Linked DNA regions of Homo sapiens: region 2 is linked to region 1. A link is an interaction called in ENCODE POLR2A ChIA-PET data of the cell type or tissue named here. Cell type or tissue: Caco-2. All regions are shown on one strand. Links, peaks and the distances in the headings refer to the core of each region. The heading gives the core; the rest is flanking DNA.

Region 1 (15,674 bases), core at 4,582-12,581:
CAGGCTGGAGTGCAGTTGCAGTGATCTCGGCTCACTGCAAGCTCCGCCTCCCAGGTTCACGCCATTCTCCTGCCTCAGCCTCCTGAGTAGCTAGGACTACAGGCACCCACCACCACGCCTGGCTAATTTTTTTGTATTTTTAGTAGAGATGGGGTTTCATTGTGTTAGCCAGGATGGTCTCGATCTCCTGACCTTGTGATCCACCTACCTCGGCCTCCCAAAGTGCTGGGATTATAGGCGTGAGCCACCCTGCCCGGCTGAAAGTGGTAGTTTTTTTTTTTTGAGATGGAATTTTGCTCTTGTTGCCCAGGCTGGAGTGCAATGGCATGATCTCGGCATACTGCAACCTCTGCCTCCCGGGTTCAAGCAGTTCTCCTGACTCAGCCTCCTGAGTAGCTGGGATCACAGGCGCCTGCCACCATGCCCAGCTACTTTTTTGTATTTTTAGTAGAGATGGGATTTCACCATGTTGGCCAGGCTGGTCTTGAACTCCTGACCTTAGGTGATCCACCAGCCTCGGCCTCCCCAAGCGCTGGGATTACAGGCGCGAGCCACCACGCCCAGCAAGTACTTTTTTTTTAAATTTAATTTTGTTGTTGTTGTTGAGATGGAGTCTCACTCTGTCACCCAGGCTGGAATGCATTGGCGCAATCTCGGCTCACTGCAACCTCCACCTTCTGTGTTCAAGCGATTCTCCTGCCTCGGCCTCCCGAGTAGCTGGGATTACAGGCATGCACCACTGTGCCCAGCTAATTTTTGTATTTTTAGTAAAGATGTGGTTTCACCATGTTGGCCAGACTGGTCTCGAACTCCTGAGCTCAAGTGATCCGCCTGCCTCCGTCTTCCAAAGTACCAAGACTACAGGCATGAGCCACTGCTCCCAGCCAAGAAAACAGTACTTAACCCTGAATGGAGTGATCAGGAAATGCTTCCTGAAGGAAGAAACTCCTGAGGTGAATCTTCCAGAAGGAGCCTGATGAAGAGGTAAAAAGATGCCCCAGGTGAATGAAGCTGTGTATGCAAGAGCACGGAGGGTAAGGAGTTTGCAAAGAACCACAGGGGTGGGTGGTGGGTTGGCAGCCAAGTGGCTAGAGATGGGGAGAGTGGCTGGGAAGAGACATCGGGAATCAGAGATTTCAGTTTCTGAGTGAAGGAAGGCGAGAGAGTGTGGGTGTGCCGTAGACCCCATTGCAGTAAACAGCCTCGCCTAAACCAGGCAGGGCAGATACCCCAGGCCTCCCCTGGGGCCTAGAAGCCTCCCCATCTCACTCTGCAACTCCTCGGGTTAACCAAAGCAGCATGACCTCATGTGTTATGGCTGCAAAGGCGCGGGGGAGGCCATATCCGGTGTTTGTATTGAAATTAATTGGGGGCTCCTTGGATGATGGAGGCTTTGAGGAATGCACAGGCCCCCGCATATGATCCTGTGAACAATGGTGTCACTTCAGACCACCGAGGCCCCCAGCGGCCCGCATCTGCACGTCCACAGCCCTTCTCGATGAAATAATAATCATAGACAGATATGAATATTTACAATACGAAGCAGCAACTTGCGATGGGGAGAACTCAGGCAAGCACCCCAGAGCTATTTTTAGCCTTGGAAACGGAGCCCCATTTTACCAGGGCAGCAGCGTGTCGATCAGGAAAATCAGGAAAATCCCACCGCTCCCCGCCAAGCCCTGATTTATGATGATTCAGAGGGGAGATGCTGCCAGGAATGGGCCGGGGCCAGGAAAATTTCATCTGTCTGGAATCCGACAGGAAAAAAGAGGCCTGGAAATTTCAGAGGAAGCTGGGATCTGCGCCGGTTACAGCGCCTCTGTGTTCGCTCAGCTGGCTCCTGTTAGCCAGTGAAGGGTCCGCTGAGGAAAAGCGTCAGGCCAGGTTTTTCCATCATTCCAGAACCTTGAGCCTGATCCCCAGGCAGCCGCTGCTCCTGCGACCTCCGACCCCAAACAACAGGAGCCTTCACCAGGTTTCCCCCAGCCCCCCAGCCCTAGGCTATATCTTAAATCAACATCTTTGTTTTTTTGTCTTTTCCCTTACCACAAAAAATGATAGCAAAGTGATTCTATCTTTTTAGCTATTTGTTTAACCAGACATTTAGCACACTTAAGAAGCAGGGTTCAATATGAAAACCAATTAATGCAATTTAGTTTTAATTTCCTCCCCTGAAATGGCCCAGCTCTCCCAAGGTGGCCTTCTCACCCTCCTCTCTGGTGCTGGGGCACCAGGAACCCCTAGCCTCCAAACCTGATGCTACAAGCTCTAAAATGAGGCCAGAGATTAGGATTTTGCTCAAAATCTTGCTGGCAGATCCTAAAGGGGCAAACAAGATGGTGATGGAGTTCAGGACATGCTACCCCAAAATACAGCACCTCGGCAAAAGCAGCAGAAGGAGGAAGATCTCTCTGACTTGCTGCTACTATTCTCCCCTGAAGCAGATCATGAAAGAATTTTCTGTCTTTCTTCTAAAGTAGGTCATAAGACCCTCATTCCAGAGGGGTCCTCCCTATATCCAGAGGAAAGGAATGAAGAAGCAGAGAAGAATCTGAAGAAACAGGCCTTGCTAAGCTCCCCCAAGTTGATTACTATTAGATCATACCCCCTTTCTTCCATCATATTTCTTCTTCTTTTTTTTTTTTGAGATGGAGTCTCGCTCTGTCTCCCAGGCTGGAGTGCAGTAGTGTGTTCTCCGCTCACTGCAACCTCTACCTCCTGGGTTCCAGCAATTCTCCTGTCTCAGCCTCCCGAGTAGCTGGGATTACAGGCGTGCGCTACCATGCCCAGCTAATTGTTTGTATTTTTAGTAGAGACGGGGTTTCATCCTGTTGGCCAGGCTGGTGTTGAACTCCTGACCTCAAGTGATCCACCCGCCTCGGCCTCCCAAAGTGCTGGGATTACAGGCGTGAGCCACCACGCCTGGCCTCGTCCATCATGTTTCTACACAACGCTCTACTCCTCATTAAACCTAAGCATAAAATATACACAGTATTCCCTATTTCCCTGGGTCTTCATCTCCCATGTCACGGAAACTTATTATATAAATGTGTATGCTTTTCTCTTGTTAATCTATCTTTTGTTATAGGGATCTCAAGCCATGAACTTTGTGACAGATAAGGAAAAGATATATGCCTAGAAGTGGAAATTAAAAGTTTTTTTTAAATAAAAGTAATAGATATTACTCTTTCCCCCCTACAATGGCATCCTTTCCATCCATTCATTCCTTCATTCATTTACTTAATGCCTATTTTGTGCCAGAGTCTGTACTGGGGGTAGGGGGATGGTTTTCGGGGGGATACAAAATGGACATCGCCTGCCTTCAAGGAGCTCACAGTTTGGTGGGGGACACAGACCTGTAAATAGGTTTAACTATGGTGCAGAGGAACAAATGGGGTAACAGCTAAGCAGAGAGGAGTCAGGAAGCACGGAGAAGACTCTTGGGGCTGGCTCAGAGGCAGACGAGAGGAGAAAACGTATCAAAGGAAAGGGACTGTGTGTATAAAGACAGAAGCAGGAAAGAAAGGGGACACACTTACCCCACAACATGAGGAGTCTGGTGTGACTGCAGCGTAGGATCCACGGGCAGCTGGTCCGACTCAGGGAGGCAATTTGTTCTGTTAAAGAAAAAATTATTCTTTTTTTTTGAGACAGAGTCTCACTCTGTCACCCAGGCTAGAGTCCAGTGGCACCGTGTTGGCTCACTGCAACCTCCGTCTCCTGGGTTCAAGCAATTCTCCTGCCTCAGCCTCCCGAGTAGCTGGGATTACAGGCATCCACCACCACCCCCGGCTAGTTTATATATATATGTATATATAAACTATATATATAAAAACTATATATATAAACCATATATATAAACTATAAACTATATATATAAACCATATATATAAACTATATATATATATATGGTTTTTTTTTTTTTTTGAGACAGAGTCTCACACTCTCACCCAGGCTGGAGTGCAATGGCGCGATCTCGGCTCACTGCAAGCTCCGCCTCCTGGGTTCACGCCATTCTCCTGCCTCAGCCTCCTGAGTAGCTGGGACTACAGGCGCCCGCCACCACACCAGGCTAATTTTTTGTATTTTTAGTAGAGACGGGGTTTCACCATGTTAGCCAGGATGGTCTCGATCTTCTGACCTTGTGATCCTCCTGCCTCAGCCTCCCAAAGTGCTGGGCTTACAGGCACGAACCACCACGCCCGCCTTTAGTTTTTATATTTTTAGTAGAGATGGGTTTTCACCATGTTGGGCAGGCTGGTCTCAAACTCCTGACCTCAGCTGATCCACCCGCCTCAGCCTCCCAAAGTGCTGGGATTGCAAGCATGAACCACCGTGCCCGGCTGAGAAAAAATTATTCTTAACACTTATTAAAGACAGTAAGGAAGATCTTATTTAAGGGGGGCGGGGCTGCTACACTGGGGTTTGGCAATAGGGAAAAGCGATCAAAGACAACAAGGACAAGTGGAGATTTATAGCCAAGGAACAGGGTGGGGTCAGTGGATGGAAAATCACTAAGGAGAAGCATTCAGGCCAGGGGATTCCTGCTGAAGGCAGGCCAGGGTGATGCGATATCAAGGGTGGAGGATGAGGAATTTCATCAGATAGGAAGGATAGGGGATTTTTGCTAAATGGGCCTGGCAGGATTCATGCTACAACTGGACTAAATTGCCCAAGGACACAGCCCAAGGTCAAGATGCTGTCAAAAAGAGGACCCAGAGGACCCTGACTCAGGTTTGATCAAGGAGAAAGTCTGTCAGGTCAGGGCATTGGTGAAACTGCCTTTGCATTGGGACTCCGTGCCGAGGGCACTGGAGAGTTGAGCAGGGAAACACCAAGGGGATATGTGCACTTTGTCCAGGTGACCCTGGTGGCACTGTGAAGGCTGGTGTGGAAAGGGGTGGGGCTGGAGGCAGGAGGACAGTCAGAAGAGAGCAGGGCTGACAAGCAGGGCAGTGGGGATGCAGAGGAGGGCAGGCTTTAGAAGACATTTAGAAGCCAGGCCGGTGCTTGTAATTGCAGCACTTTGGGAGGCCAAGGAAAGCAGATCACTTGAGTTCAGGAGTTTGAGGCCAGCCTGGGCAACATGGTGAAACCCCTTCTCTACAAAAAGTACAAAAATTAGCCAGGTGTGGTGGTGCACACCTGTAATCCTAACTACTTGGTGGGGCTGAGATGAGAGGATCACTTGAGCCTGGGAGATTGAGGGTGCAGTAAGCCATGTTTGCACCACTGCACCCCAGCCTGGGCAACAGTGTGAGAAACCCAATTCTGTCACGTTTGGTGGCTGGCTGATGACAGCTGTTCAACAAAGAAACACCAGTGGATGAAGGGAGACCTAATTTCCTAAAGAAGCCAAACCAAAACCTCATGCAACAATTCCTGAGGGACAGGAAGTATCTGCCCACAGCTGTTTTGTCCAGGCTGCTTGGGGCTGCAGTCAGCCAGGGAACCAAGGGAACTGAACCCCAGGGCCCAGTCTTTACTGGCAGCTGCCCATCTTAGAACCCACGGTACAATGGGGGAAGGCCCTAAGAGACAATTAAGGCATTTGCCTCCAACACAACTTAAGGGAGTGCCCCAAAACTCAGAAATCAAGATAGATAACTGATATGGTTTGGCTCTGTGTCCCCACCCAAATCTCATCTTGAATTGTAACTCCCACCATTCCCACGTGTCATGGGAGGAACCCAGTGGGAGGTGATTGAATTATGGGGGTAGATCTTCCTGCACTGTTCGTGTGATACTGAATGAGTCTCATGAGATCTGATGGTTTAAAAAAAAAAAAAGCAGAAGTTTGCCTGCACAAGCTCTCTCTTTTTGCCTGCTGTCATCTGTGTAAGATGTGACTTGCTCCTCCTTGCATTCTTCCATGATTGCGAGGCTTCCCCAGCCACGTGGAACTGTGAATTCTCTATTAAACCTCTTTCTTTTGTAATTTGCCCAGTCACAGGTATGTCTTTATCAGCAGCGTGAAAAGTGACAAATACAATAATACTTTTTTGTTGTTTTTGAGATGGAATCTCACTCTGTTCCCCAGGCTGGAGTGCAGTGGCATGATCTCGGCTCACTGCAACCTCTGCCTCCCAGGCTCAAGCGATTCTCCCACCTCAGCCTCCCTAGTAGCTGGAACTACAGGCATGCATCACCACCATGCCTGGCTAATTTTTGTATTTTTAGTAGAGACGGGATTTTACCATGTTGGCCAGGCTGGTCTCCAACTCCTGACCTCAGGTGATCCACCTGCCTCAGCCTCCCAAAGTGCTGGGATTACAGGTATGAGCCACTGTGCCCGGTCCAAGATAGATAATACTTTAACGCAATTTTTAAAAATCAAAATTGGCCAGGTGCATTGGCTCACGCCTGTAATCCCAGCACTTTGGGAGGCCAAGGCGGGTGGATCATGAGGTCAGGAGATCAAGACCATCCTGGCTAACACGGTGAAACCCTGTCTCTACTAAAAGTACAAAAAATTAGCCGGGCATGGTGGCGGGTGCCTGTAGTCCCAGCTACTAGGGAGGTTGAGGTAGGAGAATGGCGTGAACCCAGGAGGCGGAGCTTGCAATGAGCCAAGATCGCGCCACTGCACTCCAGCCTGGGCAACAGTGCGAGACTCCATCTCAAAATAAAAAAAAATCAAAATTAATGTAAAAATTGATGATGAACAAAATATTAAGATTTCAAATAAACACAAGATCCAACCCTTCCCTCAATATCGTGTCTCATTCACCTCACCCTAATCTCAGTCTTGGTTCCAATAAAACCTTGTTTTAAAAAACAGGCAGCCAGCTCACAGACTGTAGTTTACTGACAACAAAAATATTGCATTAGGCCAGGCACAGTGGCTCACATCTGTAATCCCAGCACTTTGGGAGGTTGAGTCAGGAAAAGTTTTTTTTTGAGATGGAGTCTCGCTCTGTTGCCCAGGCTGGAGTGCAATGGCGCAATCTCGGCTCACTGCAAGCTCCACCTCCTGGGTTTACGCCCTTCTCCTACCTCAGCCTCCCTAGTAGCTGGGACTACAGGTGCCTGCCACCATACCTGGCTAATTTTTTGTATTTTTAGTAGAGACGGGGTTTCACCATGTTAGCCAGGATGGTCTTAATCTCCTGACCTTGTGATCGGCCTGCCTCGGCCTCCCAAAGTGCTGGGATTACAGGCGTGAGCCACCATGCCTGGCCTAGGCAGGAAAATTTTTTGAGGCCGGGAGTTCAAGACCAGCCTGGGAAACATAGCAAGAACCTGTCTCTACAAAAAATAAATAAATTAGCTGGGCGTGGTGGCACATGCCTGTAGTTCCAGCTACTCAGGAGGCTGAGGCAGGAGGATTGCTTGAGCCCAGGAGTTCCAGGCTGCAGTGAGCCATAACTGTGCCACTGCATTCCAGCCTGAGGCACAGAACAAGACCCTGTCTCTGAAAGAAAAAAAAAATGCATTAAATTTTATTTATCTTGATTACTCGGTGCCCCTTACATTTTGGGCCTGTGGTGAGTTCCTCACTCCCCTCACTCTAAATCTGGGCCAGCCAGAGAAGGCCCCTTCCTGGAATACAAGCCCCAGTGAGAAGACCTACAGCCTGCAGAGAACAATGTGCCCACATTAATTCTGCTTGGGATCACAATCATTCCATGTGTGCTGAGGGCTCCACATTGGTCAGTAACCCCTAATGCCCCTGTCCCTTAGATTATCTGATGCCACCATACACCTAGGACGAGTTATTTAAGCTTTCTTTTTTTTTTTTTTTGAGACAGAGTCTCGCTCTGTCGCCTAGGCAGGAGCGCAGTGGTGCGATCTCGGCTCACTGCAAGCTCCGCCTCCTAGGTTCACGCCATTCTCCTGCCTCAGCCTCCCGAGCAGCTGGGACTACAGGTACCCACCACCACGCCCGACTAATGTTTTGTATTTTTTAGTAGAGATGGGGTTTCACCGTGTTAGCCAGGATGGTCTCGATCTCCTGACCTCGTGATCCACCCGCCTCGGCCTCCCAAAGTGCTGGGATTATAGGCGTGAGCCACCGCGCCCAGCCTGCTGAGTTGTTTAAGATTTCTAAGCTCATCTGTCTCATCTGTAATAGGGAGAGAGGAATGTTAATTTGCTGCTCTTCATGCCAAAGAAATCTAAATTGGCCTGAACCCAGGACCTTTTGCACATCCAATGCATCAGCACTGAGAGCATTGTGCCAGGCATTGTCCTGGGGAAATGTTGACAAACAGGGTGTGAGATGTATTCCCAAGCCCTACTCACCACAGTTTATATTCACAGCCTAGGAAGAGATAGGCCCAGGAGCCAGGTGCGGTGTCTCATGCCTGTAACCCCAGCACTTTGGGAGGCCGAGGTGGGCAGATCATGAAGTCAGGAGATCGATACCATCCTGGCTAACATGGGGAAACCCTGTCTCTACTAAAAATACAAAAAAATTAGCCGGGTGTAGTGGCGGACACCTGCAGTCCCAGCTACTTGGGAGGTTGAGGCAGGAGAATGGCGTGAACCCAGGAGGCGGAACTTGCAGTGAGCCAAGATTGCGCCACTGAACTCCAACCTGGGTGACAGGGCCAGACTCCGTCTCAAAAAAAAAAAAAAAAAAAAAGAAAGACGTAGGCCCAGAAACCAAAATCACTCATTCATTTGTTCATTCGTTAATTTCTTCAGTAATAGGCATCCACTGACTATATATGCCAGACACTGCCAGGCATTGGTTGAGTCAGACATGATCCTTGGCCTCAAAATATTTACAGCCTAGTACAGTGAGATAGATAAAGAAAAATAACTGCAATACGAAGCTATGTGTGCTCTTTGAAGATAAAGGAATGTGGAAATTTAGAGAGGACAACTATTTAGCTGATAGTGGGGAGGGATTTCGCAGAGTAGGACACAAGTAGAATTGTGCGAGACAGACGGACTAGCACTTTTCAGACAAGAACCTGTATGTGCTAAGGCAGAGTGTGAAAGAAAGCATTGTGATTACAGGCCAGGAGGCTGAGCAAAGCATACAGTAAAAGTAGGTGATGGGTCCAGGCCTGGTGGCTCATACCCGTAATCCCAGCACTTTGAGATGCTGAGGTAGGAGGATTTCTTGAGGCCAGGATTTCAAAACTAGCCTAGGCGTCATAATGAGACTTTGTCTCTACAAAACAGTTTTTTTTAATTAAAATTTTTTAATTTAAAATTTTTAAAATTAAAAAGTAGGTGATGGGCTGGGGTGGCAGGTGAAATAAACTCAGCATAGACTATGAAAGGCCTTGAATGCTGAGATTAAAAATGGGATTTTATTCTGTTGGCAATGGGGAGACTCTGGAAGCTTATAGACAGAAGATGGCATGTTTTGATCTGTTTTTTGAAAGAGAATGCTGGCAACCATGGAAAGGAGGGATTGAAACTGGAAGTGTGGGGAGGTAGAAAAGTCAGTTGGGATATTTTGCATTAATTCAGGGAGGAATGATAAAGGCCTGAACCAAGGCACTGCTGGTGGAAACAGAGAGCAGGGATGGAGTTTAGTGAGATTTCTGGTAAGAAGCTATACAACTTAGTGAGTAACTATATGTGCAGGGTGAGGATGAGAAAGGAGTCTAGCTTGATTTCCAGTTTTCTCATTTGGGCAATTTTACATAGTGGTAACCGTATACGAATAGGTAAATACGGGAGGAGGCACAAGTTGGGGAGCAGAAGATGTGCTCGTCTGTGGGATTTGTTGACTCAGACATGCATGGAAGATTGTTCTGATAAAATGATCAGATGAGATATGATATGCTTAGGGCTCAGGGAAAAGTTTAGGCTGGAGATACTGCTGTGTGAGCAGAGGGTATATGAGCCTGGGTGAGCTGACCCGGGGAGAGTTTAGAGGGAGAAGACAGCTGAAGGTGAGAAGCCAACAGTGGAAAGTGGAAGAAATAAGGGAGACCAGGGGGCAGCAAGGGAGATCTGGGAGGAAGAGCAGGAAAGAGTGACATCCAGGAGACCAGGAGAGCTTATAAACGAAAAGAGGAGAAAGGGTTCCACCCACCAGAGCGAGAAGAGCATGAGGACAAGAACCAAGCCGTAGTTTGAAGACAAGTTGGCCATTGATGACTTTAGCAAGAGCAATTTCAAAATTGACCAAAGTCTGCACCTCATTAAACCACAGATCATTTCCATGGAAGGGTGGAAAGCGAGTTGAGGAATCCATGGGAGGTGAGGAAGTGGAGGCAGTGAGTGTGGACAGCTCCTTCGATAAGTTCTGGGGAAAGAGGAAAGAGGTGGTAGTATGTGGGAGCCACAGGGTCCAGAGGTAGCGAGAAAATGAGCAGGCTTTAGAAAGTGAGAGAGACTTGGGTAGCATTTTAGATTCGAGACGCAATGGAAAGAGAAGTGAGATCCCAACTGGGCAGCACAGGAGCACCCTGTTCAGACCCCAGCCACAGAGAGCCTTGGTCAAAATTCAAGACTCGTTTTCTCTCATGGTGCTTAGGTTCCCCAGTCAGACCCCCAGAACCCATTTCCCACATAATCCACCAGAAGCATGGTACAAATTATGCATGAGAAACACACTCCCTGTTCCAACTCAAAGTTCTAGAGAATATCTCACCATCTGAAGGATGCTGGAAGGTGGGAACAAGGCTCCCAGGAGTGGGCAAGACAGATCTCTATTCTGGTCTGGCTCATTTATCTACAAGGAACAGAGGTCCCCTTAAGTCACCTCAAGGAAAAGGGGAGTTTGTGGCAAGGATATATGTGGCTAGCAGTTTAGAAACAGAATGGGAATGGGAAAGCCACTGAGAAGGGTGACGGCGGTTGGCCCCTGACTCGTGGTCACTCTGCTTCTCTCTGGACATCTGTCCTCTTGTTCTCCTCTCTCTGCCAACAGCTTCTTTCACTCTGTTTTCTCACTTCCCTTGTCACTTTGGCTTAATAAGGCTTTGGCTTTTCATCCTCAACCTCTTGGAATCTCTTTCAACTACTATCCCACCTGCTAGTGGGTCCAACTTCTGTTTCCCAGTTGAGACAGGAATGTGACTGACCCAGCTCCTGGTTCAGGGCAGGGCTTTGGGTCACTAGCCAGGCTGTAGTTGGCCGTCTTTAGATAAACTGCCCACCTCTGCTCCAATCACTGGGGGCAGTGAGCAGAGACAGGGACTTAGGACACCAACACTGTTTAGCCTGGTCCCTCCTACAGAGGCTGGAATGAGCAGGCGATACCCCAAAGCATGTCTGGCACAATAAATCTATGTTCCTGGCCGGGCGCGGTGGCTCACGCTTGTAATCCCAGCACTTTGGGAGGCTGAGGTGGGTGGATCACTTCAGGACAGGAGTTCAAGACCAGCCTGGCCAACATGGTGAAATCCTGTCTCTACTAAAAACACAAAACAATTAGCCGGGTGTGGTGGCGGGCACCTGTAATCCCAGCTACTCAGGAGGCTGAGGCAGGAGAATCGCTCAAACCCAGCAGGCGGAGGTTGCAGTGAGCCAAGATCACACCATTGCAATCCAGCCTGGGCAACAAGAGCGAAACTCTGTCTCTAAATAAATAAATAAATAAATGTTTCTTTCTAAGCCAACTGCCTGATGACATGGTCTGAATTGGGGGAACAACTAGGGATGGGAAATGACAAGGCTTTGAACCACTATTCAAGGGTTCTTATGGTAGTGATCACCTCTTATAGACATTTGAGATTATTGCATGAAGATCAGGAAGAGAATCTGTAGCAGAGAATTAGGAAGAAGATGGTGGTGAATGCCCATTGCCCCCACTACACACATCATGGCTCCCTCCACCCAGAGATCAAAGGAGTTGCCTCCTCTCCAGAGGGCTCAGGAGATGCCCATGCTCAGTGCCCTCCTGGTGTGCTGACTGCGTGCTGGCCTTTAGGAGCCCGCCTCCTCCAGTAAGTGCCAGGCCTGGGGAGACCTTGGATGTAAGCCCGAGGGAGTGTCCTGGACCTTGGACCGCAGGCCCACCCAGCAGGGTGTCCTGTCCCCAGCACAGTGGAAAGGTCTTCAGTCCCCTCTCCCTGCCCTCCAGCCTTCAGCTGGACTCTCCCAGATGTCACTGGCTATATTTTCAAAAATAGGAAGAATTCCAAAACCAGATTCCAAGTGCTATACCTCCCACACCCTCCCGTAGCCCCACCAGCCTGCCAACCTTTTGAGGCAATTATAATTAGAAACCAGGGTCAGGAGCAGTGGCTCACGCCTGTAACCTCAACACTTTTGGGAGGGCAAGGCAGGAGGATCCCTTGGTCCCAGGAGCTCAAGACTAGCCTAAGCAACAGAGAGAGAGAATTAGAAGCCAGTGTGTGTGGAAGACAACATCAGCAGACATTGTTCAGAGACGTGCAAACCACAAAGGGAGCCAGTCTGTGGAGGAGGCCAAAGAGTGGGGACCTTAGCTGACCCATCACCCCTCCTGTATTCCGGCTTCTTTCTCCTCCAGCCCTTCTGGACTCCAAGGACCTAGCTCCACAGGAAGCTTAAAGTGAGGTGGAATGTTCGCCACTGTTATTATTAACAGAACATCCGCTAACATTCTAATTGAAAATTTAACTCTAATTATTCCAGTTTACCAGGAATGCAAGCAAAAGCAGGACCAACTGTGATGCACCAAATAGATACACGTGAAAAGACAGATAAGCAAATAGGAAGAGACAAAGCTGGGACCAGTGAACCAGGGGACCCCGGGACATTTATTCCACTCACAACTCAAACACCATGTCGCCTCCCACCTGGAGAACCTTCTACCCCTCAAATCGTCCCCAAATATACATCCTTTCCCACTGCCCCTCTGCTCTTCCCAGCCCTACACTAGCCAATGATCCCTACTTCTTGCTCAAATCAGAGCTGCAATCAGAGATTTTACTGCTGTGAATACAAAAAATGCCTAGAGTCTTTTTTTTTTTTTTTTTTTTTTGGAGATGGAGTCTTGCTCTGTCACTCAGGCTGGAGTGCAGTGGCGCTCCAGATCTCAGCTCACTGCGACCTCTGTCTTCTGGGTTCAAGCAATTCTCCTGCCTCAGCCCCCCAAGTGGCTGGGATTATAGGCACCCGCCACCACGCCCGACTAATTTTTTTGCATTTTTTTCAGTAGAGACGGGGTTTCACCATGTTGGCCAAGCTGGTTTCGAACTCCTGACCTCAAGTGATCTGCCCACCTCGGCCTCCCAAAGTGGTAGGATTACAGGCGTGAGCCACCATGCCCGGCCTAAGACTGTCCTTTGAAAATGGTGCTTCACCCTCCACAGAGCATGTGGCAGTATGCAGCACAGTCTAAAAAGCCACAATAAATAAACATGGTGGCAATATTTTACTGAAATGTTTGGCAGGGAGAACCTTTATTCTTACCTAAAAACAACTCGGATAGGTTATAAGGAAGAGAGCAACACTTGCATGCATATTACATAAAACACCATCTTCAAAATCATGCAGGCTAAATACAATGCTGTATCCAGGATTAGATCCTGGAACAGAATGAAGATATTAATGGAAAAACTGGTGGAATCCAAATGAAGACTGGAGTTAATTACTAGTAATGTACCAACGTTAATTTCTCAGTTTTGACAAAAGTACCAGAGTTACATAATATGTTACCATGAGGGGAAACTGGGTAAAGGGTATATGAGAACTATGTGCTATCATTGCAGCTTTTCTATAGGTCTAACATTATTCTAAAATGTAATGTTCATTAAAAAAAAAAAAAAAAGCATGTGGCTGCTTCCAGCTTTCTGAATCCCCACCGCACCCTCACCACTCCCCAGCACAAGGTCATCGTCCTCCCCAGCACAAGGTCACCGTCCTCCCCAACAGAGTTCCTTGGGCAGCAACCACTAGAAACCCCACAAAGACCAGCTGGGGCCAGAGGCAGGATGTGTGGTCCTGGGCAGGTCTGAGACAGATCAAACACAAGGTAATCAGTCTGCAGAACCACAGACAACACAGACCTACGCCATGGAATTCCAGATCATTCCAGATCTACAAGTCATTGGTTCATTCCATAAGTATTTATCATAGCACATAGCACGCGCCAAGCACCGTGCTAGGCTGTCTTGAGAATGGAGGTGTGGGGAAAGAGGGATGAGGTACAAAGATGCATACCCAGAGAAGGAATCTCCTCCCTTAAGGAAGCAGTGAGGGGAACAGACGAGCTCCACACACAAAGGGACGGGAGGAGAGGGATAGACACAAAGCCTGCTAGAGGTGATCAGGGAAGGCTTCACAGAGGAGGCAGTATCAGTCCCAGCAACTGTAGCCCAGTTGCTCCCCGTCACCCAAAGACAGCCACACCTGATCCCCTGGCTCAGGCAGCTGGAAAGAGGAGCTGAGAAAAAGGAGAGTCATGCTCTCAGCAAACATCAAGTGCTGTAAGCATCATAAAATCATCATCATCATCATCACCATCAGACACTGATGGCCCAGTGGGAGGCCTGGGACCCTGAAGAGAGCCCAGGTAAGGGGCAAACAGGCTTGGAGGAGGCAATTGCCTAGGGCAGTGGTGTGGGGGTGGGGGGCTGCTTCCCCATACCTGTAGCTAGCAGGGCCGCGGGGTAAGGGGCATGTTGACACAGCTGGTAAGAAAGGCTTTGTCCCTGCCTCATTAATCACTTCAGCACAGGAGCTCCGAGGGAGGGGACGCCCCAGGGGCACTGGGCTAGCTCTCACGGGGGAGCCCCTCAGAGGCAGAGAGAGGTGGCCCGGCTTCAGGCCCAGGAGCCAGGGGAAGGTCTGAAGAGGGCAGGATGGCGTGGAAGGAGGCTGCCCAGGCCCTAGGGACCTACGGGCCAGGGGATTTCCCAGCCAGGATGTTTGTCGCAGAACATCAGCCTTCCTGCCCAGAGGCTAAAGCACTTCCAGCAGGCAGCCCGCAGATGGTAACCCCCTAACAAGAAGGTCCCAGGAGGGGCATATATATTTTCCTTTCTCATTTGGCCAAGCCAGTGTCAGCTGCTTGCCATGCGATTCCTGACCCTCCTGCCCGGGTGTGTGTGTGTGTGTGTGTGTGTGTGTAAAGGGTCACAAGCCTTTACTGAGAACAGAGAGGAGGTCCATCCACCTTTGCTCTGAATGCAGCAAGGGAGAGGATGGGGAAGCAGTGGAATTGTTTCCACTTCTATTATTTACTATTCTCTCCACAAACACTTATGGAACACCTACTATGCGTCTGGCACTGTTCTAGTGACTGGGAGCAGAGAGAACACAGAACAGAGAGAAGGTCTGCTTTTCTGGAGCTTGCCTTCTAGAGGGGGCAGCAGAGAATGGGAAAACATTATGTTCACCAGAGTGGTCAGGCAGGCCAACACCCTTCTGGGCCAACTGAGCTCAGACCTAGTTTCCAGAACCACCCTCCCTGGGCATCCTCTTCCTCCCTCCCAGCCCTCACTGAGGCCTCTCCCAAATCTGAACGTGGAGGCCCCAAGGTGGGCTGGCAGCCGGAAGGCATGAAGAACTCCCCAGGATCCCCTGTCTCTAATGAAAGAGAGAAGCCAGTTCCGGGCAGCTCGCGTCCAGTTTCATTGTAAATCCTCTAGACTGTCGGATGGCCAAGTGGCCCAGGGTCTCCTCTGCCCTCTCTCCTCTGCCTGGGGGGTGAGGGGCTCTTTGCCTCTCCCTCTGTCACTTCCTCACTCCTTTCTCTTTCCCTCCCGCATTCTCTTTCATTCTTTCTCCTCCTTTCTTCTTTCTGCTTCCCCTCCCCAGCCTCTGTTCTCTCT
Region 2 (13,598 bases), core at 49-8,048, 56 kb after region 1:
TTCTCAACTCCAGTGCCTATGACCCCCCCAGACAAATCGCCATCAAGTCCCCTGCCCCTGGTGCCCTTGGACAGTCGCCCCTACAGCCCTTTCCCCGGGCAGAGCAACGGAATTTCCTGAGATCCTCTGGCACCTCCCAGCCCCACCCTGGCCATGGGTACCTCGGGGAACATAGGTAAGGAGACAGGGAAACCCACTGCTCATGGGCCCAGGTGTTTTTTCAATTCCTGAGTGTTCTCCATAAAGACTTGAGCTGTGGGGTGGTAGAGGCAGGGGGCAGTGGAATAGAAAGGGAGAAATACTGACACCCCAACCCCCTACCCCCCATTCCGGAGCCCACTCTAAAAGCCTAGGAGTAACAGGCTCGAGGAAGGATTAATTTAAAGTTCTCTTCTCTTCCTTCTCCATCCAACCACATCCAGCTCCGTCTTCCAGCAGCCCCTGGACATTTGCCACTCCTTCACATCTCAGGGAGGGGGCCGGGAACCCCTCCCAGCCCCCTACCAACACCAGCTGTCGGAGCCCTGCCCACCCTATCCCCAGCAGAGCTTTAAGCAAGAATACCATGATCCCCTGTATGAACAGGCGGGCCAGCCAGCCGTGGACCAGGGTGGGGTCAATGGGCACAGGTACCCAGGGGCGGGGGTGGTGATCAAACAGGAACAGACGGACTTCGCCTACGACTCAGGTAAGAGACTGGGGTGGGGCAGGGTGGCATGTGATCAAGTGTTCAGTTAAGCCCAGAATGTCTCCCGAGTTTTTTTACATTGCTGTTTACCATTTCATACATCCAACCCACCCACCCACTTTTTTTCTTCATAATTTCAAAAGAATGTTATTTTTCTTTCTTTTTCTTTTTTTTTTTGAAATGGGGTCCTGCTCTGGCCCAGGCTAGAGTGCAGTGGCACGATCTCTGCTCACTGCAACCTCTGCCTACCGGGTTCAAGCGATTCTTGTGCCTCAGCCTCCCGAGTACCTGGGATTACAGGCACCAGCCACCGTGCCCGGCTAATTTTTGTATTTTTAGTAGAGATGGGGTTTCGCCATGCTGGCCAGGATGGTCTCGAACTCCTGACTTCATATGATCCATCGCCTCGGCCTCCCAAAGTGCTGTGATTATAGACATGAGCCACCTCACCCGGACAAATTATTACTTTTCAATGAGCAAACCTATATTCAGATTAAAAGATAAGGGGGGCCCCCGGGGCATGGTGAGTCATCTGTAATCCCAGCACTTTAGGAGGCCATGGCAGGAGGATCGTTTGAGCCCAGGAATTAGTTCAAGGCCAGCTTAGGCAACAAAGTGAGACCTCGTGTCTATTTATAAAAAAGTAAAATTAAAATAAAGGGGGATGTAGATCCTGCCCTCAGGTAGCTTGTGACTTAATAGGGAAGTTAAGGCATTTATTTCTATTTAACAGGTGTTTGAGGTTTTAATTACCTATTAAGACCAAACTACTGTGACAGGAACACGAGTGTGCAGAGTTGGGAAATACAAAGATGAATAGGATGTGTCTGGTCCCTATCCCCACAGAGGCTTAAAAATACAAAGGGATTTGAATGAAGAGAAACATGAATTTGAAACTAGCCAGGCTCATGGTTCTTGCTAGTTCTCAATAGGAGGGCAGGGTTTTCTTGTTTTGTTTTGTTTTGTTTGTTTTGAGACAGAGTCTTGCTCTGTTTGTTTGTTTTGAGATGGAGTCTTGCTCTCTCGCCCAGGCTGGAGTGCCACTGGGTTCAAGCGATTCTCATGCTTCAGCCTCCCGAATAGCTGGGGTTACAGGTGCCCATCACCATGCCCAGCTAGTTTTTGTATTTTTAGTAGAGACGGGGTTTCACCATGTTGATCAAGCTGGTAGAAGCACAGGTTAATATGTGGCTTACATATTTGAGCCTCCCAATTGATGTATGCCCTGGCCAGAGGCAAGGGCAGAGGAAGTAGGGACTTCTTTAAATTCTAGTTCCACCTGGCTGTTGACTGGAGTGAGATGCACTCACCTGTGTTCATAAATAGCTATAGTTCAAAGCCTCAAGGGCCGAAGGAGGGCCAGTCCCAGGAAGGGTCCAGAAAACCCTGCCTTTTCTTCTTTCCTCCTGGCTTTTGTTACATTAGTAGCCCTAGATCTGAGTTTATTAGAGTAGGCCCAGAGCTAGCTAGAACTTTAGAATTTCCCTTTTTGTGGTGCCCACAACCGTTCAAGGGCAGGGGGATGAACCACAACCCCCCAGGCTGTCCAACTAAGAACCGGATGGTGCTCCTGTCCTCAAATCCAGGGCATAAGCCTGAGCCAGGCTTGGCAGTGAGCTGGGGAGAGGAGGAGGGAGGCACTCTTGCCGCTGACCTTCAAAGGCTGTAGACCGGAGGGGATTGTGTTACATGCCCTTGAACTCCTGCCCCTCCCCCCAGCTACTCCTGAATGGAGTCAGGAATTCCATTCACAAAATGGAGGCATGAATGAGCCCACCCTCCCGCCTCCTCCCGGAGGTGTCATGTTTCACCATCTTCTCATTCATAGGTGGGAGTGCAGTGGGGGGAGGGCGGGAAGGGGTTGGAACTTGAACGGGTGGCTTCACACAGCCGCCTTCCCGATGTGGAGTGGGAAGGTTCCTATCCTATGGAATGGAATGAAACGAAGTGGAATGTGCTCTGTTAGACCTGAAAAAACAAGGCCCAGTGCCCACTGCCTCTTCCCCAGGTGCATGCAGGCGCACGCTCTGTTTCTGTCACACACACACACACACACACACACACGCGCGCGTGCACAGGGCTGGGAACCTGACCTGCTGACCGGACATTTTTGTCCATTCTGAGGGAGTCTTAGGCGTGGACACCGAACTCTTTCCCCGGACGTTCATCTCACCCTCCCTCCTCCCCCTGAACTCGCAGGAAACAGCTGCTCCCTGGCAGCTTGGGCCCTTCAGAACAGCTTGCCCAGCCCCCGCTGCTGCCTTCCATGGCCTCAGCCGCAGCCCTCAAGTTGAGGAGGGGTTCCAGCATCACACTCCCTCTGGGTGAACTTTCCCTGGGATTTTGTGGTTGGCAGGCAACCTGGGCAAAGAACAGTCACCAGGAAGCAGGCTGGAAGGAAGAAATTCTTGAATGTGGATAGGACTTCCTCCTCCCCTGCCCTCGAGCTCCACCCCAAGCCACTTCTCACATCACCCCTTCTTCCCCCACAGATGTCACCGGGTGCGCATCAATGTACCTCCACACAGAGGGCTTCTCTGGGCCCTCTCCAGGTGACGGGGCCATGGGTAAGGCAGCCCCCCTTCCCCTGCCAAGCCCTCCATGTTGGGGGAGGGAGCGCTGCCATGGGGGAGGGTCTCCCTGGCCAGGAGTCCCTCTGGACTCTCTGGGGTCTCATCGGTGAACCCCCAGATCTGAGCAACCCCCAATTTCCTCCACAAGGCTATGGCTATGAGAAACCTCTGCGACCATTCCCAGATGATGTCTGCGTTGTCCCTGAGAAATTTGAAGGTCAGAGAAGTGACTGTTGATGGGAGGGTCAAGGTCTTATCACGCTGTGTCCCTGCAGGAGTCACATCACGTTTCATTGTTGCAAGAGGGTGGGACCCATAGAAAAGTACCTGGGGAGACCCCTTCGAGAAATCCCTCGGGTGGGAGGCGGTTGCTTGGGGGACCAAAAGACACAAACCCCACACCTCCTATTTTCGTGTTCCCCAGGAGACATCAAGCAGGAAGGGGTCGGTGCATTTCGAGAGGGGCCGCCCTACCAGCGCCGGGGTGCCCTGCAGCTGTGGCAATTTCTGGTGGCCTTGCTGGATGACCCAACAAATGCCCATTTCATTGCCTGGACGGGCCGGGGAATGGAGTTCAAGCTCATTGAGCCTGAGGAGGTGGGCCTCTCGGATGTTCCCAGCCCTCCTTTCCAAAGTTTACAGCCTGGAGGTGGGAGAACCTGGGAAATGGTGGCACGTGCCTCCATCATGATTCTTGCTTTACCTAACCTGAATTCTTGCCAAGCCTAAGTCTGTGGGCTGATGCTTTGTTGCAGAGCTAGCTTGGCACTTTGCACCAAGAATCTCAAGTGCTCTTTCTGACCTTACCCCCATTTTTTCCTCTGCCAAGGTAGCATCTCTACCCCAAAACTGTTTTGTTCCCAGGTCGCCAGGCTCTGGGGCATCCAGAAGAACCGGCCAGCCATGAATTACGACAAGCTGAGCCGCTCGCTCCGATACTATTATGAGAAAGGCATCATGCAGAAGGTGGGGGCTGTGGGTCTAGGGACAAGGTGGTGGGGGGCAGTGGCTGTGAGAAGCTGACTGGGGAGAGGGTCAGCAGGGCAGTTCTCAGCAACTTTGTAGGATCAGATAATGAATCAGTCAGAGAGACAAGAAATTGTGGAGAATCCCAAGGTTCTCCTCCCCCAAAAAAGTGCAACACTGTAACTGAGAAGCCCAAGCATGGAGAAGTTGAGATGAAAAAGGAGTAAGAACTGTGAAGGGAGAGTCAGCTTCTCAGGAACCAGCATGGGAGAGAAATGCCCCGAGCATCTGCCTGTACTGGTAGAAGGGCCACATTCCCCACTCCCCCACCTTACCCCATACAAAGGCTGGGCGGCTAGCCAGGCTGACCAGACCTTCTCTCTCCCCATAGGTGGCTGGTGAGCGTTACGTGTACAAGTTTGTGTGTGAGCCCGAGGCCCTCTTCTCTTTGGCCTTCCCGGACAATCAGCGTCCAGCTCTCAAGGCTGAGTTTGACCGGCCTGTCAGTGAGGAGGACACAGTCCCTTTGTCCCACTTGGATGAGAGCCCCGCCTACCTCCCAGAGCTGGCTGGCCCCGCCCAGCCATTTGGCCCCAAGGGTGGCTACTCTTACTAGCCCCCAGCGGCTGTTCCCCCTGCCGCAGGTGGGTGCTGCCCTGTGTACATATAAATGAATCTGGTGTTGGGGAAACCTTCATCTGAAACCCACAGATGTCTCTGGGGCAGATCCCCACTGTCCTACCAGTTGCCCTAGCCCAGACTCTGAGCTGCTCACCGGAGTCATTGGGAAGGAAAAGTGGAGAAATGGCAAGTCTAGAGTCTCAGAAACTCCCCTGGGGGTTTCACCTGGGCCCTGGAGGAATTCAGCTCAGCTTCTTCCTAGGTCCAAGCCCCCCACACCTTTTCCCCAACCACAGAGAACAAGAGTTTGTTCTGTTCTGGGGGACAGAGAAGGCGCTTCCCAACTTCATACTGGCAGGAGGGTGAGGAGGTTCACTGAGCTCCCCAGATCTCCCACTGCGGGGAGACAGAAGCCTGGACTCTGCCCCACGCTGTGGCCCTGGAGGGTCCCGGTTTGTCAGTTCTTGGTGCTCTGTGTTCCCAGAGGCAGGCGGAGGTTGAAGAAAGGAACCTGGGATGAGGGGTGCTGGGTATAAGCAGAGAGGGATGGGTTCCTGCTCCAAGGGACCCTTTGCCTTTCTTCTGCCCTTTCCTAGGCCCAGGCCTGGGTTTGTACTTCCACCTCCACCACATCTGCCAGACCTTAATAAAGGCCCCCACTTCTCCCATTAGTTCTCCTGTGTCCTCTTTGCTGCCATGTGGGAACAGACCTGGGGGTAGAAAGAGCTCTGGTCTTGAAGCAGAGCTGACTGGTTTGGGGCCAGGCCCTGGCGCTTAAATCCTCATGTAGATTTGAAAAAAGGCAGTTCACCTGACTGTTTCTCTTCTGAAAAATGGGCTTAATGATACCTGCCCTTCCCCCTTCCCAGCATTACTGTGTGAGGATCCAGAAATAATGGACAGGGGGTACTTGATAACCTGGACAGGCGCCCCTTGTGCACTTTGGGCCTGCTTCCAGCAGCAGTCTCCCTGCCCCTGTGGGCGGGTCAGGTGGGCTACTGAGTGGCAAGGGTCTCCCTCCTGGGACTTCCTCAGACAGGGTTTTGGTCTTTGGTTTCTGTGATCCCAGTTGTTCCCATGACCCTGCTGTCCCACATAGACCCCAATTGCATGTCCTCCCTCCTACCTCAGCTCTAGGTTGCTACTTTTGCTGGGGTTGGGGACAAGTGTTTGTCTGGAGAATGGGGCAAAGGAGAAAGGCTCCCAGGCCAGATGGTACAGAGAGAGGCTAGAGCAGGCCCTGGATTCTGGCCAGTGGAGATTAGATCTTCCGGGGAGTGGGAAACACCTAGATTCTCCTTGCCCAAATTTGGGAGAGATCAGAGTCCTGAGGCTGAGTTTTTTGGGGGTAGGTAGAAATGGCAAAGTGGACAACATGGTGACACCTATGGAGGACGTATGACTGAGATGTGACAACAGGTGGGAGGGGCAGAATGGGTGGTTCTAGAGCCAGCTGCTATGTAAACCGCTGCCCAGGAGACATGCTCAGGTAAAAACCGGTGCTCTCCTGTTAAATAGAAACTGCAGCTGTGCTGAGGTTGGGCCAGCCCAACTCTGTTCATGTCTCAGGTTGGCCCAGCACCAACCTGAGACCATCCCTTGCAGGAAGGGATGCCCCTCGACTACTACCCACAAATAAAAGGCAACATTACTTCTTCCTAGAAACACAAAATATCAATGTACTGACATAATTTAGTGCAAGAAACAAAATTTTAAAAACAGGTTTTAAAAATATATAATTTAATTCCACATTAAAGCCAAGCTATCGTGGTGGGAAGAAGGTGTAAAAATCGGTGGAAACCCTGAAGGCCGAGTACACACACGAAGAGAGAGGGAGTTAGCTGAGAAGCAGCATCCAGGGAAAGAAAGGTCTCCACAAGCTGAGATGATGGCCCTCTGCCCTCTGAACTGTTCATTAACAAGTCACCAGTCCCAGTTCTTTGTTCAAATCCTCAAACTTGGAGAGGCACTGCTCCAATGAGACAGCTACAGCAACCACAGGGAGGAAGTGCTTTGGGCTGCAGGAGAGACAGTCAAAGCCAAATCACGTCCAGGCGGGATGAAGTAAACCTGGACCGAGGAGCCTGACCCAGCTGCGGAGCTCACACATGCCCCATAGGGACGGTCCTGCCATATACACAAACAGCACACTCAGCATGTGTGCAGAGGCAGGCAACTCCTGAGCTTGGTTCTCGCGGGGTGGGGGTGAACAATATACTTTAATGGCCAAGAAGATCCCAGCTCTCTGCATGAGACCCACATCCTCTCCTGGGCTGTCACTCAATCTTGGGAAATACTGGTTCAAGGAAGAGAAACAAGGGCTCCATTGTGTGAGAGCAGCAGGCAAGCTCCCCTTCTGCATCTGGACAGGACCCCCCCCTTCTCCCTCAGAGCAGGCTCAGCTCAGCTGCTGACATTGCTTTCCTGATGGTCAAAAGGTCAGAACCCAGCTATGTTGTCATAGCAGAGAAGTGACCTCAGCTCTAGCGTAGAGAGATGGTCAAGGAACACCCACAGAATGGGGATCCTTCTTTTTCCTCCACCTGAGCCAGAAAAGATAACGAACCCTGCTGTCTCTTATCCTTAGCCCATTCAACATCCCTTTTCAACCTCAGCTTGAAACCCAACCCTCCCTCCCCAGGTGTCAACATTGTCAGTGCTGGGCACTCAGTCAGGACAGGCTGGGCCACTATATCCAGGAGTGTTTCTGAATGGGGAAAATTTAGGCTGGAATTAGGACTGGGAGCCAGGTGTGGTGGCATGCACCTGTAGTCCCAGCTACTCAGGAGGCTGAGGCAGGAAGATCACTTGAGCTCAGGAGTTTGATGCCAGCCTAGGCAAGATGGCAAGATCCTGTCTTAACAAAAACAAAAACAAAACGAGATTGGGGAGGTGGGTGCCCAGTCCCCGTTTCCCCTTTGGTTTCATTTGAGGTCCCTGTACTGTCTCTCCCCAGAAGGCCTTCAAGGTTAACACACAACAATGCCCTGCCCCTTGATTACTGGCCTGGGCTTACAAAGGCGAATACTCAGACAGAATCAGGAGGCACTCAGCTTAATGAAGGGGCAGGGATCTGCAGCCAGCAGATTGCCTGGCCTATATTCCTCTCCCTCGGACTCTTTCTGAATTGTCTTTAGGGTGTGGTTTGCTGCCCAGTGACAACATACATTCCTTTATATCCTGGAATGTTACATAGTCTCTCTTAGTGTCTGGCATACAGTTCTACAGTAGTTCTAGCATTTACATCACTTCAGAACTTACTAATAACATAAGGACAGGAGAAGCAGCAACGTAACAGGATGTGCCCAATCTCTCAGAAGCTTCTCTACAAGCACTACATCCAGACCAGCTTTCCGTAAGTTCCGAAACCTGGCCTGGCAAGACCTGCCTGATGTTCCGCCAGGTAAGGAGCCTCCTCAGTGCAGAGGACAGTGGCTCTCAACTGTAATCCCAGCGCTTTGGGAGGCAGAGGCAGGAGGATTGCTTGACGCCAGGGATTGGAGAGCAGCCTGGGCAGCACAGTGGGAACCCATCTCTATGGGAAGAAAAAAAAAAAACCCTCCTCAGGAGCTGTGAGGAGGGCACAAGGAGGTGGCTATTCTCCAAGCAAGTGCTAGGAAAAAACCACTAAGAACAAGCCCTGCAGCACAGATACTGGCAGCACAAACCAGCTGAGAGGAGAGGTGTTATGTTTGTTTTCTGTTTGGAGTGGGGAAAGGGAGGTTTTGACCATAAAATCCCTTTGTTAAAGTCCATCCAGGACCTCAGGGGAAAAAAATAAAAACAAAATAAAATAAAAGCTGTGTTGTTACTTAGTATGTTTCAAAAGGAAATGGGACATGCTGCACATTGCGAATGTGGGAGGTGGAGGGAGCAAGGGGAAACCTTCTGTATTTAATATGTGCCATCTGTAGCCACTCAGGCCTCCAGACTGAAGTGCTCTGTGGAGAGGACATGGTTGATCATCGGGTGATCCCCCAGCACGGCCCGGCTAGTGCTGATGCTGAAAGACAAGGCTGGAAGTCTGGGTTGTACGTCGTTTCCGAGCGCAAAGAGGCCCTGCGTTCTGGTTTCAGGGGATTCAGGGGATTCTCATCATGTGTGCCAGAGCACAGATACTAAATCTCCCTCACCCTGAGCCCAGGCCAATATCCTAACCTTTCGGCTAAAAGAAAACAGTCACAGAAAACCATTTTTGTTTCCTTAAGAAAATAAATATTTCCACGAGGTCAAGCCAAAGTACAGGGGCTGGAGACGGGGTGGGAAGTGGGGCAAACACTTTAGATGAGCACAGTAGCTCCTGCTAGCTGGGGCATCAGGGCACTCACCATGTCCCTGCACAAGATGCTCACCCACTCCACCTTCCCATCCTGGAGCTGCACAAATTGTCCCTTTCTTGAAGTTGATGCAATGTGTCTCTGTGTTAGATATGAGCTCCCAACTGGGCCCAAGGACTTGGGGTGATGGAGGCTGCAGGCTCTTGCCAAAGCCAGGTTTAAATCCCTGTTTCTATTTTACCAGCAGGGAAGAAATGAGAGTCGAGTTGAGAAAATGCTCAGTTAAGACAGTCAGTCACGGGACAGCTGTATCCTCAGGACCAGCCTGTCATCGATAAGTCCAAGCCCTGGCTACTGCTGCTGGAGAGGCAAAGGAACAATCTTGCCTTTCAGCGCCGTCGGAAAGCTCGAGATATTCTCCAGGCATTGGGTTCCTCATAGCGGTTGTACAAGGGTTCAAGACGCTGTTGCTTCTTCTGTTTGCTTAGCTTAGTTGGGTCTGAGACCTTGAAGAAGGCTGGGGCAAACTCCACAAGCCACCGAGGGTCGATGGTGGTAACTTCACGCATGTATTCCTTGGTGGTGAGCACCAGCTCATGGTACACCACCCTGAGGGGGGACAGAGATAGTACTCAAGCCTCTGGATATAGGCCCCACTCTACAGTCAACCTGGTCCCTAGTAGGCCTCAGCTGAGCTTACATTTTATACTATTACCTCTCCTGCCTGACACCTATAAGACTGCAGTCTGTTTATGACAGCCACACCCCAATACTGAAGCACCCGCACACCTCTAACCACAAGAAAGGTCTCAGGAGAATGTATTCTAGTCCTGGCTCTGGCTCTAACTAGTTAAGTGACATGGAGCCAATCACATCCCTTCTCTAATCTGTTTCTTGCTCTATAAAATGTGAGGATGTTTATTAGAATGTTTCCACAGAATTCTAGGGCTCTGAAGAGGGGCCTCACACTGCCACAAGGGATGGAGAAGGCCAAACATGCAAGGAGCCACATTTCTAACCCTTCTACTGTGATAACATGGTGGTTTTAAATCAGTTTTATATTAGGGTTCTAGATAGAGTCCAATTTTTTAAAAATGCTACTTTAAAACAAGTTTTTTTTTTTAAACTACATCACTAGGTAGTTGTTTTTTTCTTTCTTTTTTTTTTTTTTTTTGGGACGGAGTCTCACTCTGTCTCCCAGGCTGGAGTACAATGGCACAATCTCAGCTCACTGCAACCTCTGCCTCCCGGGTTCAAGCTATTCTCATGTCTCAGCCTCCCAAGTAGCTGGGATTACAGGTGCCTGCCACCACGCCTGGCTAACTTTGTATTTTTAGTAGAGACATGGTTTCACTATGTTGGTCAGGTTGGCCTGGAATTCCTGACCTCTGGTGATCCACCTGCCTCGGCCTCCCAAAGTGCTGGGATTACAGACGTGAGCCACCATGCCTAGCCCCTAGGTAGTTGGTTTTTTTTTTTTTTTTTTTTTGAGATGGAGTTTCGCTCTTGTTGCCCAGGCTGGAGTGCAATGGGTGATTTCGGCTCACTGCAACCTCCACCTCCTGGGTTCAAGCGATTGTCCTGTCTCAGCCTCCCAAGTAGCTGGGATTACAGGCATGCGCCACCATACCTGGCTAATTTTGTATTTTTAGTAGAGACAGGGTTTCTCCATGTTGGTCAGGCTGGTCTTGAACTCCCGACCTCGGCTGATCTGCCCACCTCAGCCTCCCAAAGTGCTGGGATTACAGGCATGAGCCACTGTGCCTGGCCACTACGTAGTTTTTTAAACCACAATTTTTTTTTTCAACTAGGTCTCACCCCTATGATTTTAATTCTCTCATAGGGTTTGATACATTGTGCCTAATTCAGGTTTCTGCTGCTCTAGAAAGGCAAGCAGTGTTATACTAGGACATACTGGGAGTAGTGAAGACACAATCACAAAATACCAGGAAATTTACAGGTTTTTCTCTGCCCAGAAAAGCCCCTAGACCCTGGGACATGTCCACCTACCATTCTGGCTGTCTGTTGAAGAGGGCACTGGAAGGATGGATATAGACCACCTGCTGGTCGATCAGTGTCCGGTAACCCTCCTGCGGGTCTTTCTTGGCAGCATTACGGAAGAACCCACTGCAGATGGCCTTCTGCACTCGGACTGTGGACTTGCCACAGGAAACAACATCCAGCTTGTGTCTATCAAGATAGGACAAAAGATATGAGCCCACTCAGCTTTCACAGGTCTATTTTCACAATGACAGTGCCCAACACATCCATCTTGGGGTGCCCAGAGTAGTCACCAGGACCTTCCTTCCAGCCCTAAGTGTACTACAGAGGCAGCTCTACACAGTGGGCAGACGGAGGCACTCAGAGACAGACACTTTGTTTAGACAGGTATTCAATTCCACAGTAATAATGTTCCAGAGGGTTGCAAACAAAGAGCATTTTTTTCAACAACTAACAGATAATCTTCCTCTTAGGTATCTGAGGTAATTCTCAGGCATACCCTTACTTGGGGAGAAGGAATATAACAAAGATGGAAAAGCTGGAGGAAAAGGGTTATGTGAGGAGCAAGAGAAAAGGTGCCTATAGCTTTATAGGTACACACAGAGATGAAAAGACATGATACTCAAGGTGGTTCAACTCAAACATGCAGAGTCATCAGATTCCAGCTTACCTGTCCATTATGCCTAACATCTGCTTGCGAATGTCCTGGGCCCGGCGCAGGGAACGAGCCTGGATAAAGTTCTCATAGCACCATGGGTTGGAGAACTTGTTGTTCTTCCAGGAGTTGTACACAGCTAGCAGGGTGAGGTGGTCCCCTTCAGTCTGGTGGAATTTGGCCTTCTTCTGATCTGCAAGGGCTTGTTTATCCTGCCAAGCAGTGGGACAGAGGAACATTTCCGACTCAACAGCTACTAACTGAACATGGAGCAATTCTAGGGAGCCCTACAAGACCCTATCAAAAGTGTCCACATCAGGCTAGGCATGATGGCTCAGGCCTGTAATCCCAGCATTTTGGGAAACTGAGGCAAGAGGATCACTTGAGGCCAGGAGTTTGAGACCAGCCTGGCCAACATGGTGCAACCCTGTCTCTACTAAAAATACAAAAATTAGCAGCACACGGTGGCGCACGCCTGTAATCCCAGCTGCTCTGGAGGCTGAGGCAGGAGAACTGCTTGAACCCGGGAGGTAGAGATTGCAAGATCATTCCACTGCACTCCAGCCTGGGCAACAGAGTGAGACTCCATCTCAAAAAAAAAAAAAAAAAAAAAAAAGTCCACATCAAGCATTGGAATGGCAACAGGCCAACTACCCCAACTTCATGGCACCCCCATCTAAACTTGGATCTGAACTTCCTACCTTGGGCCTATAGAAGACGTTCTGCACAGACAGCATGGATACAATGGTCAGCATTTCCTCACTGCAGCCCAGATGCACAGACATGATGAGCATTTTGCATAGCATTGGCTCCAGAGGGAACTCTGCCATCTAGAGGGACAAAAAAAGACTACAACTGCTTCCCTGTGGAAGACACATTTGGATTCACCAGAGCAAGACCTTGGTCAGAGTGGGTAACAACACAGATTTTCCCAAAGCATAATGATGCCTTGGGATGCCTTTCTCTATCAGAAGAATGCTGTTGTTTATTCTTTTCCCAAATAAACTCCAACGGGATGTATGTGACCAAGCATATAACTACTGTTGGGGTAGATGAGAATTTTGCAGATGCCGTTTCTAATTAAGGCTACATTCAGTAATACATCCTCAGGCAAAATTATGAACAGAACACCTTTTTGTATAAAGAAGAAACAGTTTAAAGTGACAGTGGAGAAATTCAGGTTAAAAACAAACATTTAGAATTTTACTCAAAGCTTATCCACGGCCTCAGCCTGATTTTGTACAGACCGAAGGATGTGAAAGGCTGACCAGGGAATCTTCCCAAAAGCACAGGAAGTTGAGTCTGTCCCTTACCCGGCGGCCCAAGCGAGTGAGCAGGCCCTCGTCATCCAGGGCCCCCAGTGTGTACAGCTGCTCCATGGCTGTGATCAAAGTTTCCATAGGTGGGGCATCCATGAAATCAAAGGACAGCAGATCATTGATACCCATGGCCTAGAACAGAAAGGAAGAAGGCATGTGATAAGAGGGTCAGTCTAGCCAGTGTCAGCATGTGGGGAAGCTACTTGTTACTTTATTTCCCATTTCTTCAATTGCAATTAGGAAGCCACCGGTGAGACTGGCGGTAACTTCCAGGGCTGGGCCACATAAAACTCAGACTATTATAATAGAAAGCACATACTTGAGACAGAGTCTCACTCTGTCACCCAGGCTGGAGTGCAGTGGCCCAATCTCAGCTCACTGCAACCTCCACCTCCTACGTTCAAGCGATTCTTCTGCCTCAGCATCCCAAGTAGCTGGGATTATAGGCACCCGCCATCATGCCCAGCTAATTTTTGTATTTTCAGTAGAGATGGCGTT

The links. ChIA-PET counts read pairs that join two places held together with the same protein. Peaks named below come from ENCODE experiments on the same cell type or tissue, not always from the same donor. Only the 100,000 strongest peaks of a DNase experiment are listed, where the experiment ranks them.
Region 2: POLR2A ChIA-PET joins it to region 1 with 15 read pairs; 10 of 35 experiments call an interaction of 5 or more read pairs at or near these places.

The regions. Positions count from the first base shown.
Region 1 is chr17:43,578,031-43,593,704 of GRCh38, reverse strand. No RefSeq gene overlaps it. Among named protein-coding and RNA genes, the nearest start is that of ETV4, 40 kb to the right of the region's middle. RefSeq lists enhancers at 1,023-1,522, 14,079-14,696, 14,677-14,726. In Caco-2, for the core only: no CTCF peak of the experiment used is centred there; DNase peaks (open chromatin) are centred at 4,884, 8,964 and 11,074.
Region 2 is chr17:43,519,764-43,533,361 of GRCh38, reverse strand. DHX8 (DEAH-box helicase 8) reads right to left here. Exons shown (of 23, transcript NM_004941.3): 19 at 13,095-13,232; 20 at 12,483-12,611; 21 at 11,797-11,993; 22 at 11,136-11,315; 23 at 7,692-9,734. The coding sequence ends at 9,515. ETV4 (ETS variant transcription factor 4) reads left to right here. Exons shown (of 13, transcript NM_001079675.5): 7 at 14-175; 8 at 423-688; 9 at 3,181-3,255; 10 at 3,410-3,478; 11 at 3,686-3,858; 12 at 4,126-4,227; 13 at 4,619-5,516. The coding sequence ends at 4,843. Among named protein-coding and RNA genes, the nearest start is that of ETV4, 20 kb to the left of the region's middle. RefSeq lists an enhancer at 4,226-4,767 and a silencer at 7,227-7,521. In Caco-2, for the core only: no CTCF peak of the experiment used is centred there; DNase peaks (open chromatin) are centred at 2,461 and 4,672.